2 separate regions of the Mus musculus genome follow, and region 2 is linked to region 1. A link is a loop called in an ENCODE intact Hi-C map of the cell type or tissue named here. Cell type or tissue: left cerebral cortex. All regions are shown on one strand.

The links. A loop is a pair of places that touch in the nucleus more often than their neighbours do. Peaks named below come from ENCODE experiments on the same cell type or tissue, not always from the same donor. Only the 100,000 strongest peaks of a DNase experiment are listed, where the experiment ranks them.
Region 2: it touches region 1 in a loop (3-fold over the local background); 15 of 42 quality-filtered maps call a loop at or near these places.

What each region holds. Positions count from the first base shown.
Region 1 is chr7:92,892,506-92,900,505 of GRCm38, forward strand. The region is part of intron 1 of Prcp (prolylcarboxypeptidase (angiotensinase C)); the gene reads left to right. Among named protein-coding and RNA genes, the nearest start is that of Gm40448, 19 kb to the left of the region's middle. In left cerebral cortex, CTCF peaks have their summits at 1,216 (motif pointing left) and 4,737 (motif pointing right); DNase peaks (open chromatin) are centred at 3,796 and 4,744; H3K27ac peaks cover 1,053 bases.
Region 2 is chr7:92,961,397-92,969,396 of GRCm38, forward strand. No RefSeq gene overlaps it. Among named protein-coding and RNA genes, the nearest start is that of Gm40448, 88 kb to the left of the region's middle. In left cerebral cortex, CTCF peaks have their summits at 3,899 (motif pointing left) and 6,171 (motif pointing right); DNase peaks (open chromatin) are centred at 3,905 and 6,185.

The DNA of each region.
Region 1 (8,000 bases):
GGTAGAGAGAGATGCACATTGGTAATGACTCCAGTCTTTTGAAACATCAAACCCACCCTGGTAACACACCTCCTCCAAGGCTACACCATCCAATCTTCCCAAATAGTTCCACCAACTGGGGATCAAGTATTCAAACAGGAGCCTACAGGGACCATTTTCAATCAATTCACCTCAGGGGCTCAAAGGGAGAGGAGTTTTGTTTTTGTTTTGTTTTTTTTTTCCATGCCCCTCTTCTGGCTGCTGGGGTTCATTGGTAATCCTTGATATTTCATGGTTTGCAGCTGTTTGGCTCTGTTCCACTGCCATATAGCCATCTCCTTTTTGTCTACGTCGGCACACTGCATTCATTTTGTGCTTGTGTCCATTTCTTCTCTATAAGAGGCAAGTGGATTTCTGAGTTCAAGGCCATCCTGGTCTACAAAGTGAGTTCCAGGACAGCCAGGGCTATACAGAGAAACCGTGTCTCGAAAAACAAAACAAAACAGAACCAAAAAAAAAAAAATTTTTTTTTTTTACCCCATCAAGACCTCAGTCCCGCTACTTATATCTGCAGTGATCCAGTTTCCAAACAAGGTCCCGTAGAGGTCAAGGAAGATGTGCGTCTTTCAAGGGGATGGTACTTAATCCAGTCCAGCTTCCCTGATTCTCTTAAGTCAGTCTGTGTTAGTGAACTTATGTCTATAAGTATTTCCCTAGTTCTGTACTTTCAGTGAACAGTGAGCAAATGATTTGTCAAACTATATGCTATGTGAGCAATTTAGGCTTGGGTATTATATTTAAAGGGGGATATTAATTGAACTAGGGTGTAAACAGTTTAGATTATATGAGAAGTATAACTGGATTGTTTGGATGGAGATTTAGGAAGTGACTACAGCCCCAGGGCTGAAGGAATAGTAGAATGCAAGAGTGGATTGTAAGTTACATATGTCACCTCTGTGCAAAATGTGTGGTTGGTTTTCATGTTTTAGGATTTTGGGGTTGTCTTCATCTGCTTTCACTACAGTAGATTCTAGCCTCCAGTTCTGAAATGTGGCATGGCATAGAATTATAATAATGGTATCAGGAGAACATATATAGGAACATTTAGAACAAGAGATTATAAAGGTTTGATAGCTCAATCGTTAAGAATGCTGGCTGCTCTTCCAGAGATTCTGAGTCCAATTCCCAGCATCCACATGGTGGCTCACGACCATCTATAAAGGGATCTGAGGCCCTCTTGTGGCATGTAGATGTACATGCAGACAGAGCACTTCTGTATATTAAAAAATAAATAACTTTTAAAAACGAGATTATAAAGGAAGATGAACAGTAATATGTCATTTTATATTTAATAAAACAGGAAATATAAACTTCAATTCTTGCTTGGCATCATGTACTGTTTTGGGCTGCCTTTGAAATGCTTGTATGCTGTGTGTGTGGGCCCTGGAAAGAAATTTACCCTTCAGAATGGAATATCTTCCAATACAGGTTAAAATGCTGTGCAATAAATGGAGGAATTCATCTTCTACCCACTTACTGGTCATATATTGTTAAATTTATTGGTGACTTAGCACTGGGCAGACAAAAGTTCCTGTCTTGTTAAATCCCTGTTTCTAGCCCGTGAATAGTGCCTGCATTTGTATGTGGTGGTGAAGTCATGTATGTAGCTTGGGTATTTCCCACTGCATGGCACTCAGGAGTGATGATAGTAACGGTCTTGCCTACCATCCTCTATCATAGCCTCTTTATACAAAAGTCTTAACTACTGTGTCTAGCTTTAGACAATGCAGTAAAGCTGTCTGCACAAATTAGATCTTGAGAACTGTGCAGTCTGTTTCCATTGTTTTGGGTCATGTTCTATTTGGAGTTCGGTTGACTGTTTTCATATCAACTGCAGAATCAATCTCTCTCTCTCTCACACACACACAAATACAAATATTAAAAATAAAAATAATGCCCTCAGCATTTAAAAAACAAATAAAAGGAAAGCTCATAGTTTAATTTGTTCTTAAACAGAGTTGTACAGTTAGTAAAAGAACTTCATACTTAGACGCATGCTGAGCTATTGCTTTAGAAGTGCATCTTATTACTTATAAAGAACCTGCCTTGTACAATGGTATTGTGGTAGCTACTGCCATTCTGAGTTACCAAAGTGGTGTGGAAGCAAAATGCTCTCTAGTTCTTTCATCTTTCAAACTAACAGGTGAGCGAGCACAAAAACAGCATCGCACTTTGTAAAGGAGCACTCATGTTGTGGACCACTGTCTTTGTTTTCCTTTTCCTTGCTGTTTTTGTCTCACCATGATATTGTATTTCTATGAATCTCTTTTTTAAAAATAAATATACTATTTTTATAAAACATAGTATAGAAGGAAGGGACTTCGGTGTCTCTCCTGCTTAATATAGACAAAAATGTGTCAAGACTAAGGTGTTACTGCATTGCAGAGGTGGCTCAGTGGTTAAGAACACTACCTGCTCTTCTAGAGGACCCAAGTTCAAATCTCAGCACCCACAAGGTTACTCAGACTTCATGATCTAAACACTCCAGTCCTGAGGGGCTGCATCCCTAGACACTGTACTCACATTGTATACAGACATACATTCAGACAAACATACATACAATTAAGAAAAAAAATCCCTTGAAAAATAAATAGGGTGTCATTGCATAGAAAGGTGTTATATTTGAAGAATAGCTTAGGAAACGCCCACCATCTGTCCTGTAGACTTTCGGATGTAGCTTTGTTCATTTTGTTGTTGTTGTTTGTTTGTTGTGTTGTAGTAGTGTGTGCTAACCAAGCATAAAGTTTTAGGCTCAGTCCTGACACCAAAACAAAGGGTGCAAGCCAGACCTCGGTGATTGGCAGTAAAGTGGGGGGTGGGGGAGAGAATAATTCCTGTGTGTAAAATTCCTCTTCCTCTCATCAGCATTTCTCTGCTGTCACTACCTTGTCACCCAGAAAAAGCATTGCCTCTTAATTCTTTCAGTTAAATCCAGTCTCCTTTGCTCCCTGTCTTCCTTCTGTGGAGACAAATACATGCAGTGTTCAAGCAGGTTTTGAGCCGCTTTGATGCAATAAAGTGAAGATAAACAGGAAGTCACTCCCAATGGTTTGATCCATAAGACACACCATCATTACCTTCCATTCTTGTCCTAGCCCTGGGGCCACCAGAGCCTGTAGGTTAGAAGGACTGACTCCAGACACACAGGCTTCTCCCCTATGGCCACAGGACCCTCCTTACATTCCATGGCCATTCTCAATTTTAGCTCTTTTTTTTTTTTTTTTGGTTTTTTGAGACAGGGTTTCTCTGTATAGCCCTGGCTGTCCTGGAACTCACTCTGTAGACCAGGCTGGCCTTGAACTCAGAAATCCGCCTGCCTCTGCCTCCCGAGTGCTGGGATTAAAGGAGTGCGCCACTATGCCGGGCTCAATTTTAGCTCTTAATTTGAGAGCTTGTGTCCTTTTGATTTAGAGATGTCCTTTCCTTCAGGAATCAAATGTGCTTTGTCACATCCTATTTGAGAAGCTAACAGAATGCAGTACCATAATCTCTAAACACATCTGCAGCATGCACATCTGAGTAGAGCGAGAAGGTCTTCATGTTCCCATCTCTGGATTAGGGTTGCCACGAGAGCCTCCCTAAGGCATATTGACTCATTGGAAGTATGAGTCTGGTTTATCTCCTTCTCTCCCCCCACCCCCGCCCCCAGTCATGTTTATCTCCAAGGATGCCTTTTATATCCTTAACACAATTTCTGGCTTCAATTATTGTATAACTGAGTGCCTAAATAAGACTACCATATGGTGAGTTTCTAAAATGAAAGGCTGTTGAGAACGTGTGATTTTGCTTTTGTTTTTGTCTTAATCTGTTGACTTAATTGAGCTAAATGTGACGCTGTAGAAATGGCCATCAAGGTCAGCACAAGGACCAGCATTCCCTGGGTTTTGGAACGTGATTTAGTAAACGGCTTATGGTTGTACCCACAGATTTTAGAGGAAGATTCTTGAGTGGCCCCTGGTGAGGGGGAAAGCTTGTCACCCTATCCATAACTACCTGTATGCTATGAAAATAGCAGAGAGATAGTGCATGTCAGAAGCAGGGATGGGAAGCAGTGTTTATCACAGCATGTACAAAGAATTGTGTTTGATTTCTAACTGTTAGTCATGTTATTTGGGAAACTATGTGACTTCTCTGAGGGTCATCCTCCTATCAGAACACGTTATGAAAATATTGCAGGTGACTGGAGATGGCCGGGTGGTTGATAGCACGCAGCAGGAGCTCTGTATTCTTCCCCATCCTCATTGCCCCAAATTGCCACTCATTGTGCTTAATAGATTTTGTATTACTTCTGGATATATGCTTCATTCTGGAGCAGTTACAAAATGCAAGCATGTATCTTTGCCTCTCTGGAGTTTATTTAGAAGATGTCTTCTCTCTGTCTTTCCCTCCTTGCCCACAAATCCTTTCCATGTTTCCACTTGACGAATTGAAACAGGAAGCATCTTTTGAGTCTTCCTCACTCCATCCTTTCCTTCCTTCCTCTCTTTCTTTCTCTCTATTTTAGAAAGAACTGCTGTGCGTGATCAGAAATGTGCTTCCTTTTCCAGGTCATGCCTTTGAGGCCTTGGGGGCACTATCACCTACTTTGCTCTTTGCCCTTTGGAGCAAGCAGATAAGGTTGGCTTCTGCAGTCCCTTCTTTCATGCTGTGATTTCTAAAGTCCCCACTGGAGGCCTTGGAAATGTCTGTCTCAGTCTGGACAGCAGAGGGCACATTGATCCTGTGTGTGTAAGATCACCGGCTACTGAACACTCAGTTCTGTAGCTGCAGTTGATGTTCTGGATGATGGGAAAGTGCCAGGGGGATGCTGGAAATTTGTGTTGTGCAAAGGACATTTATTTCACAACATATTTCTGGCTTAAGGGTTAGGGAAGTCCTAAAAAATAAAATAAAATAAAAAGCCAGGCAGCCGAGCGTGGTGGCACACGCCTTTAATCCCAGCACTTGGGAGGCAGAGGCAGGCGGATTTCTGAGTTCAAGGCCAGCCTGGTCTACAAAGTGAGTGCCAGGACAGCCAGAGCTATACAGAGAAACCCTGTCTCGAAAAACAAACAAACAACAGCAAAAGCTGTTGACACTGTAATAATAATTCTTGAAAGTTAGACAGTGGTAGTGCACACCTCTAATCCCAGCACTTGGGAGGCAGAGGCAGAAGTAATTTTAATTGAAAAGCTTCTTTTCCCTCACAGGATCTAGTGTGCTCCAGACCCGGCATGTCACTCTTTATACTGTCCTTTCGAATCGCTGACGTCTCAGCCTTCACCATCCTAAAGGCTCCAGGGTAGTTCTCTCCTGAAGTTATGGGTGAATGTTACCACTGTAAGAGGTTTGATAGCTATATTTAAATGGTAGTTCACAATCTCAAAAGGTTAAAAGAAAAAGCCTTAAAAATATATCCAAACTTCTCCATGTTTAATTTATTCTTTTTTACTTTTGACATGGTTTGGCTATTTTGTAAAGTCCCAGCACTTTTTGTATGTTGTTGTTTTTTTTAGTGTAGATACAACTTCAATTCACATAAATTCACTTTGTTCATGTTAGAGTAATTCCAAGATGATAGTTAGCAGTATAGTCTGTCTCTTAAACTGTTCAGGGTACACTGGTAAAAAATGAAAACATTTTCTTATGTAGCCAGAAATAACATGGTTACTTCTAGAAAGTATTTAGCATCATTAAATTTCTTGTCCATATTAAAATTAACTCAATCACTTCAGTTTATCACTTGCAGCTTATTTGTTCAAACTGGGGTCAATCGTGGATTGCATTGTCTCTGGTTATTGTGTTCCTTAACACTTACCTAGTCTAAAGCAGTCCTCTGGCCATGTGTTGTCTTGTAACATGTCCCATCCTCGGATTTGTCCAGTTGTCTTATGGGGACTTCCCTTTACTCTGCTACCTTTGTATGTCCTCCTTTGGGGTAATCTAAAGTCAGGATTAAAATAAAAAATGGAACAATTTTGGCAAGAATGAATCATAGACTGTTGCAGATCCACTTAAATCCAACAGAACTCAAACACCAGGTCAAGGCAGATGACAACAATTTATTGTAATCAAGCTGCTACTGATTGATCAGGGCCACAGGACAGACTAGGGAGCTAAACTGCTACCCTGAAGGAACATTGCACAGCATATTTAAAGGATGAAACCATAGAGAGATGGGGAGCTGGGTGGGTGGTAGCATTGTTCCCATCATATTTTGACATAAGGGGTTGAGTAGGGAGTTTCCATCAATGGTGATAGGAGCTGGTTCCTGGCTTGGGAACATGAACTTAGTTTGATCCTTCCAGGAAGATAGAGAAGTTGTCTTTGAGATAGCTGGACTCACAACTGTCTCCTTACAAGTTGTCCCTGAGATGTGTTTACACAGACAACTGTTTACAATAGAAGCTGTTCAGCTATAGGCAAATCCCCAGCTGCCCTAGGGCCTGAGACCTTGAATTTAGTTTCTCTCTATCATTAAATGGAGTCTGAAAACGAAAAGGTAGGACTTAGAATAAGTTTCTTTTGCTTGTTCCAAACAAGGCGATATATGTTTTTTTTTGTGTGTTTTTTGTTTTTGTGTTTTTACATTGTATACCTGAGAGGGCATATGTGCCCTGCCTACTCGACCATTTGTAATAGTAGATTAAGGTAATGAGAGCCCACTGCTTTCCTGTAAAGCATGACATTAGAGACAATAGTGTAGGTTGTGATATCAAGATTTTTTTTATATTTTTTTCCTGGTGTTTTTAAATACCATTAATAACTCTTGTCAGAATCAGGGACTTTCAGAACTATCATTTTTCTAACGCAATCATCTTTCTGCGCTGACTGACTTTTAGTTAAGAGCTCTTCTTCATTTGGGGACCATTTGGTACTCTGCAAGATAGTATTATCAGAAATAGCTTTGCTATAGAATTTGTAACCATTAATTCCCAGTTTCAACATAAGGAATTAATTTATGGTGGCTCAATTGTGCAGAGCCTTTGCTCATTTTGTTGACATTTTAAATGGTGGCAATTGAACTTTTCCCTTGTTTGAAAATTTTCCTTATATATTAATGGCTTGCATGAATTGAATATTTCAGCCAATCAAACTATTTATTTCTATGGTCAGTTGGTTTTTTTTGCTAAGCTTATTAAAATGTGAGCTGATAACAGTTCCTTTGCCGCTGACTCCTTCCTTCATTGGCTGATGGAGCTCTGTTGTTTTTAAACATGCCTTTGCTCCCTTGTGTGGTAGGATGTACTGGCCTATCCTGTAATTTCTTTGTCCCAAATGTCATTCAGTCACTTTGGTAACAAGCCTTAGTTCCTCTATTGACTCTTTTTCTTAGAAATGGTTAGACATCAAAATCCCAACATTTGGAATGTCTGCTGGTATTGTAATCACACAGTTCATAGATCTTTTCAGTGGTCTAATTAGTTCTTGATTTTTATGTTAAAAATTTGAATAATGAAAATTCAGATAGTAAGGCATTTTGAGAACTAATGGGATGTGTTGACTATTTGACAAGTACCACGTGTTCTCACCACACTAGCAGTAAGTATGAGAGGGGATGGGGGATGCTTATGCCCAATTAGTCCACTCTGAAATATGTACATATTTTATCATTTATTGTAACATCATAAGTATATATAGTTTTTCTTTTTCCATAAAATTAATCAGATACAATTAAATCAAATTTTAAAATTTTAATTTGACATATTTTTCGGGTTTCTTTTTTTTAATTAGGTATTTTCTTCATTTACATTTCAAATGCTATCCCAAAAGACTCCCAGGTCCCCCCCCCCCAACACACACACTCTCCTATCCACCCACTCCCCCTTTTTGGCCCTGGCATTCCCCTGTACTGAGGCATATAAAGTTTGCAAGACCAAGGGGCCTCTCTTCCCAATGATGGCTGACTAGGCCATCTTCTGCTACATATGCAGCTAGAGACAAGAGCTCCAGGGGTACTGGTTAGTTCATATTGTTGTTCC
Region 2 (8,000 bases), 69 kb after region 1:
TTTTGGGTGTTTTAGAGATAGTTCCATGGGCTGCTGAGAAGAATGTACATTCTTTATAAGTTGGGTAAGATATTCTGTAGATATCTGTTATGTCCAATTTATCCATGGTGTTATTTAACTTTGAAATCTCTGTTGAGTTTTAGTTTGGAGGTCTTATATGGAAATGAAGAGCATTATTCAAGTCACTTACTATTATGTATCATAACCTAAATATTATATGCTCATTGGTGTTTGTTTTATGAAGTTGACAACTTCAATATTTTGTGCATATATTTTCAATTGTTCAATATGTTCTTGATGAGTTACTCCCTTTATTAATATGCCATGACTCTTCTTTATCTCTTCTAGTTTTTGTTTGAAATCCCATCTGTTAGGCGACAATAGCTTTGCCATCTCCAGCTCAGCTGTCGATTCATTGTTTTTTTGTTCCTGCTCTCTGCTTCTCTTCTCTAAAAAAAAGGTGGTGAGGATCATAGCCAAGTCCAAGAGAAGGGAAATATATTTTAAGAAGACCTACATAAGACAGAACAGTCAAATAGGGGAGGGGAAAACTGTAGGGGGCAGTGCTGATATTAAGGTCCTATTCCCTAATTGGTTCTTGATCTGTCAAAAAAGAAAGCCTTGGGCCAATTGCTGGGCAGAAGGTACAGGCAGGACTTCCGGGTCCTGGGAGGAAGTCAGGGAGACACAAAGGAGGAGAGGAGAGTATGCTATGCCTTGGAGAGAGGAGAACTGGGCAACTATGTGAGACATCAAAACAGAGGGGCTGCACAGGCCACTCTTACAGGTGGGTATTCAGGGCAGTAGAGCAACTGAAGAATAGGGCAGGTAGGAGAGATGGAGATAAGATATTAGTAAGGGCATACTTTTCTAGGCAGGAGATAGTAGCACCCAGCAATTGTGCCAAGAAGGCAAATTGAAATTGAACAACAGCATGTTTGTGTCTTTTATCTGGGGATTCAAGGGGAGCTGGGAGTGGGCTGGTTGTGAGATCACCTTCTGGAGTACAGGTGGGTAGAGTGCAAAACTACATGCAAAACCCCAGAAAGCCCCTGAAAGACATTTAACACTCGCAAAAATCACAAGTTAGAAACAAAACAACAACAACAACAAGAAAATATGAAGAAGGAGGCCAATAGGACACCTCCAAAAGCTCACAACTTCTGAATATTCAAAACAAAACAAAACAAAAGTCAAAGAATTAAAAATTTTATAATGGTCCACAACTTTGCAGAGGACTTATGCTGCTGAATGAAATAAGAAAATTCCCCACCAAAGTTAAGTCAGAATGGATGACAAAGTCAGCAACATAGGTGAGATATTAAAGAACATGTCATAAAATTCTTCAAGGGATTAGGATTCTGGAATAAATGAATGAGTGAATAAACAGGGATTAAAAATTAAAAAGAAACCACAATGGAATGCATCACCAATAGACCAGGTCAAACATAAGAAAGGGTTATCAGAATGCAAATCAAGGTTGAGAGGAAATATTACATTCATGCAGCAATAAGAACTGCCACACCAACCCCAGTAGAATCTGTGTGACAAGTTCCACAGACTGAGGTGAAAACTTCAAAAGAAAGAGGCCTCCTGGAACCAGTTGTGGAGCTCTTAGCCAGAACAAAATATTGAGCCATAGTTCTCATGGCGATTTATCTGTTTTACTTTCTTTTATTCCTTTTCTTATTTACATGTTCCTGATAGCCTAGGATAAGATCTTAATCGAGAGAAATAGATAAGAAATCATCCCTTGAGAATGGGTCACTAGCCATGACCTCATCTCCAGGAAACCAGTGTTTTACTTCATAAATCATTTACAAAATTGCATAATAGTATTATGGTAGACAAAAACTTTCCCAACAACATAATTCCATATGGCTTCAAGTGTGTCATCAGAAGTAGGCTTTGGTATATGGTAAAGAAAGCCTTAAATAAAAATAATTAAAATAGTTTAAATTAATGCTTTGAAGATTTACAAAAAAAAATCAGGCATTAGATGTTAAACAATAAGTGACCATAAATATCTACTAACCTGTTCTTGGAAATATGCCCCACATTTTGGATGACTGCCCCAGTGCATACATCTTCTCAGAGTTGTAATATTTGGATGAGTTTTGTGCTTTACTGTACCAAATGACAATGATGATATTCATGATTGCTTTACTGGACACATCTTCTAAGAGTTTTAATACTTTTTTTTTAATGTATAAAAACCCTTGCTTGAGAGCTGCAAAATACACTCAGATTCAAACTGCCTTTGTGTTTGTTTCTGTTTGTCACCGCCGAATCCTTACCCACTCAGCCTTTCAGGACCCTCGTCCCAGGGACCCTCATACCCGGTTGAGATGGTTTGTGGCAAAAACAACAACAAAAACAAAACAAAAAACAAAACAAAACCAAAAAACCAAAAAACCAACAACCAAGGGTCTTAGTCTCTGGGAAATGTAACTGATAACCACACTTAGATTCCATCTCATTCCAACAGGACTGCTACTGCCAAGAAAACAAATGAGCATCAGCCGCCATTCACAAGGATTAGGGTGGGGCTATCCAATTCTGAGAGGCGTGTGAATTACTACAGTTACTATGGAAAATATATAGAGGCCCCTAGAGTAACTAAATAAGGAGCTACTCTATGATCTAGACATACTAGGAACACACCCAAAGTGTGCATGCTACAGAGATTCCTGTATAACCTGCTCATTGTAGCAGTGCTCAGAACAGCTAAGGTATGCAATCAGTCTACTTGGCTATCAACAGATAAATGGATGAGGAAAATGTGTTATCCATCCAAAGTGGAGCTTTTATTCAGGCATAAAGAAGTACAAAACTGGGCTCTGCCACCCTATAGGTGGAACAACAATATGAACTAACCAGTACTCCCCGGAGCTCGTGTCTCTAGCTGCATATGTATCAGAAGATGGCCTAGTCGGCCATCATTGGAAAAAGAGGCCCATTGGTCTTGCAAGCTTTATATGCCCCAGTACAGGGGAACGCCAGGGCCAAGAAATGGGAGTGGGTGGGTAGGGGAGTGGGGGAGAGGGTATTGGGGGACTTTTGGGATAGCATTGGAAATGTAAATACAGAAAATACCTAATAAATAAAATTTAAAAAAAAAAGAAGAAGAAGTACGAAACTATGCCATTTTCTGGAAAGTGGATGGAACTGGATGGAACTCACCATGTTAAGTGAAATAAATCGGACCGAGAAAGACAGAAACTTTTACAGGTTTCCCCATTATGTAGAGCCTAGATGTAGATGATACATACAGGAGAGTGGGATTACTTAGGGAAAGGAACAGGAGGAACAGGCGAGCAGGAGGAGGTGGTGGGAAGGTGTGAGTATAGTCAGTGTTACGTGAGATCAACCTGTCTTGGTTTACTTTCCATAACTGCAATATGGACCATGACCAAAAGAAACTCGAGGCGGAATGGGTTTACTTGGTTTGCTATTCCAGATAACCATCCATAAAGGAAGCCAAGGAAGAAACCTGGAGGCAGAAACCATGGAAGAAAAATGCTTACTATCCTGCCCTCCATTGCTTGCTCTCTCTGCCTGCTTTCTTATACCACCCAGGACTGATTGCCCAGGAGTGGCACAATGTGGTGGGCTCTCTTACATCAATCATTAATCAAGAAAATGGCTGACACATTTGCCTACAGGCAATCTGATGGAGTATTTTCTCAATCAAAATTTCTTTTCCCAGCCAACTCTCTAGGTTGTATCTACTCCTCTGTCTCTGTCTGTCTCTCTTTCAGATACCATCAGTTTATATAATGTATGTATGCTAATAAAAATTTAAAGCATAAAGTATATTGGAAAATTTTATGATTCATAAATTAAAAGCAAAGCAGACTACATGTTCTCACTTCACAGTTTATACAACAGTGCCCTCTGGTGGTATAAAAATTGTTGCCATTTATGTATTTGCTCATAGCCAAGCTACTTGAGAGGTACAGTGGTTCAACCTTCTTGAAGCCATGGGAATTCAATTGATTACCAGAGTTATTTAGCAAACTGAGACTCTAGAATCTTTTTCAGATGGAACTGTTAACTTCTGTGTGACTGAACACACAATTTTTGGCTGTTGCAATGTTTTAGGTGTTCCAAGGATGGGCAACTCTGTTTTATTAGCAGAGAATAATTTGCCTTCACAAAATTTTGTCAACTTCGAATGAAATTCTTCCTCGGTGTCCCAGTCTTTTGCCATAGGAGATTTCTGTGCACTTCAGTAACCTGAGAGTAATAGAAAAGTGTTCAAATCCACTACCCACCAGACAGTGTTTTCTCAAGTGTGCTACTATTGAGTTCACAACCACATCTCCAATTTTCTCAATCTCTAATTGCTAAATTACAGCGTATTTATGAACATATGAGAAATATAATATTAATGACGATCATATCCTCAGAAAAATGAAGGAAACAGTCTTGTTGGACTGTATTCATTTTATGTTTATTAATACAATATTTGTCTTATATGGGCACTGTGGTAGCTCTTTTCATCTTGCCTTTCAAGCTAACTATTCATTATATAGGAGGATGTAAGCCACCATATAGTTGCTGCGAATTGTACTCAGGACCTCAGCAAGAGCAGCCAGTGCTCTTAACCGCTGAGCCAACTCACCAATCCTTTCCTCCTCCTCCTCCTCCTCCTCCCCCTCCTCCTCCTCCTCCTCCCCTTCTTCTTTCTCCTCCTCCCCCTCTTCTTCCTCCTCCTCCTCTTTCCCTTCCTTCCTTCCTTCCTTCCTTCCTTCCTTCCTTCCTTCCTTCCTTCCTTCCTTCCTTCCTTATCCTCCTCCTCCTTCTTTCTCTTCCCTTCTTCTTCTCCTTCTTCTCCTTCTTCTTCTTTTCCGAGACAGGGTTAATCTGTGTAGCCCTGGCTGTCCTGGAACTCACTCTGTAGACCAGGCTGGCCTCAAACCCAGAAATCCACCTGCCTCTTCTTCCCACGTGCTGGGATTAAAGGTGTGCGCCACCACTGCCCAGCCCCTTTCCTATTCTTATACTTATATTCTTCTTTCCTCTTTTTGTCAATTTCTCTTTCACAAATGCTTCTTTGTGTCTCCTCAAGATTAGGACAGAAGAGCGTACTAGTCTGTATCCTGATGAGTCAAGGGAAAAGGATGTGTGAAAAATAAGGCATCATTACATAGAGGGATGATTTCAGTTGCAGGGTAACTGAGGAATCTCCACCTTCCTTGTCAAAGTAGACAAGGGTGTGCAACTTATTGGAGAGCTTAGGCTAATCATGTTTGAGGCCTCAAGATTACTTCTCAAAATGCAAACACAATGAAACAAGCAAGGAAGCAGAAGAAACTAGATCTCTGGGGTTGCTGGTGAAGAGAAGGGAAGGGTGGTTCCAGCTTCTTGGAGTCATTTTCCTTATGGACAGTTTTGTTATTCCCCATCACTGCCACATGATCATCTGGGGGTATTGATTCCTCTGTGGCTGTTTGATCCCTAAAGTTCTCACATCCTTTATTTATTTATTTATTTATTTATTTATTTATTTATGTACGGGAGAATGAAGGGAAAGTAACAAAGCAAGTCCTTAAAAGGCCTTACAGTGGAAATAAATGAGAAGCTATGTGTTCTCTGGCCCTCTTTTAGCTTTGGGGACACCAAAGCACCAATTCTGACTAGAGATGGCCAGGTGGTTGAGAGCACTGAGCAGTTTCTCTGTGTTCCTTCTCATCTTCAAAGCCCCAAATTGTCACCCACTATGCTTAATAGATATCATATTATTTCTGGATGTATACTTCATTCTTGATCAGGAAGAAAATGCAAACATGTATCTTTGCCATTGTAGATTTTATTTGCAGATTGTCCCTGCTCCTTCCTGTACTTCCCACCCGTAGTCCTTTCCACATTTCCATATCGTGAAGCAGGAAGCATCTTTTGAATCTCTCTCTCTCCGTATTTTAGAAAGAACTGTTGTGCATGCCCAGAGTGTACTTCTTTTCCCAGGCCATGCCTGTGAGGATTTGACAATATCATAACCAACTTTTCTTATTTCATTAAGTCAAATGATTAGAAGTTTCTCCTCTGTCGACCTTGGCCAAAGCCTTAGAACAAGCAGATCAGAGAGGTGGCTTCTGTAGCCCTTTCCCTGCTGTGATTTCTACAGTTGCCCAGAGGCCTTGGAAAGTGAAGTGTGTGTCTTAGTCTAGACAGCAGAGGGCACACTGTCACCTGTGTGTCTGAGCACTGGGTACTGAAAACTCAGTTCTGTATGGGAAGGACCCAAGAGGATGCTGGAAATTCATGTGGTGCAAAGGATATTCCACAGCGTATCTCTAGTTCTTTAGTACCCAGGTGCTTTAGAGTGTAGGAGCCTTTGACGCTGTAAGAACAACTCCCAAATTTCTCTGAAGAGCTTTACATCTCTCGCACATCTTGGGTACCCGCTCCTGGTGTGGAGAGAACGCACATTTATTGGACGCTTAACATAACCAGGAACTTGATGCTTTCAGCTCACTTTCTCTGTCCTCCAGCGATTCTCTGCATGATATGCTACCATCCTGACTCTATATAGAAGGCTCTGGACTTAGAGGTTAAGGGACGCGCCTGGCCTTACAGCCAGCAGAGATTCAAGTTCATGCCTGTCAATTCCCTCACTGGCTTTCCTTCTAGCAAAGGCACATTTCTTTCTCTTTCCTCTCAAAGTCTCAACAGTTCAGGCTGATGGTCAGGAGCTGGAGAGCCTGGGTGTGTCTGTCTACCTCTGCTCCCTAAGTTCCAGAAGCCTGTGGGATTCTAGGTGGGAGATTTTCCTCTGGCTTTTCCTGACTTGTATTTACTGTGGCATATAACAGCCCCTGCTTTCACGTTTGAAGCCTTTAGACTGGGTGTATTAGTCAGGGTTCTCTAGAGTCACAGAACTTATGGATAGTCTCTAGATAATAAAGGAATTTATTGATGACTTACAGTCGGCAGCCCAATTCCCAACAATGGTTCAGTCGCAGCTGTGAATGGAAGTCCAAGGATCTAGCAGTTACTCAGTCTCACGCAGCAAGCAGGCGAAGGAGCAAGAGCAAGAGCTAGACTCCCTTCTTCCAATGTCCTTATATTGTCTCCAGCAAAAGGTGTAGCCCAGATTAAAGGTGTGTTCCACCACACCTTTAATCCCAGATGAAAGGAGTAGCCCAGATTAAAGGTGTGTTCCTTAAACTCGGAGATTCAATCTTCTGGAATCCATAGCCACTATGGCTCAAGATCTTCAAACCAAGATCCAGATAAGGATCTCCAAGCCTCCAGATAAGGGTCACTGGTGAGCCTTCCAATTCCGAATTGTAGTTCATTCCAAATATTGTCAAGTTGACAACCAGGAATAGCCACTACAATCCACCCCTTGTCAACTTGACACAAATAATATCTCATGTTCACATGAAACAATAACAAGGTTGTAAATACGCCTAACATGATATAACTATCCCTCGTACAATCGCAAACGCATTAGTAAATTTACAATGGGCATTCATATTACTTTATAATCCTCGTTTCTGCAACTGGTTACGTGGCCTTAATTGGTATTTATAACTACCTTCCTCTACTACCCATTCTGTATTTCCTTCACCTTCAGCCAGCACCTCAGCAGGTCTTGGCTCTTTTCCTGGAGGATTGACCCATACCTTCATTCCTGATGGGTCTGCGTCCTTTGTCATCCTGCTTGGATTAGGCTGTTGTAGTTTCCCATTGACTTTAATCACAGGACATGGTAGTACTAAGAGACGCCCTAAGGGATCTCCTGCACTCCAGACATAATCTTGCTTACCACCATTGTGAAGAGGTAATCCAATTTCCCCATGGTAATCTGGATCTATCACCCCTCCTAACACTGTTATTCCTTTTTTAGCCTGTTGGTTTAAGGGCATTAGAAGCCCAAAATGACCAGGGGGAAGTCTGAGCTTCCAGTTCAATGAAATGTTTGTTGTAGCTCCTGGTAGGAGCACTCCCCTCTCTGGAGCCAAAACTTCTAAGCCAGCAGAACCTAGAGT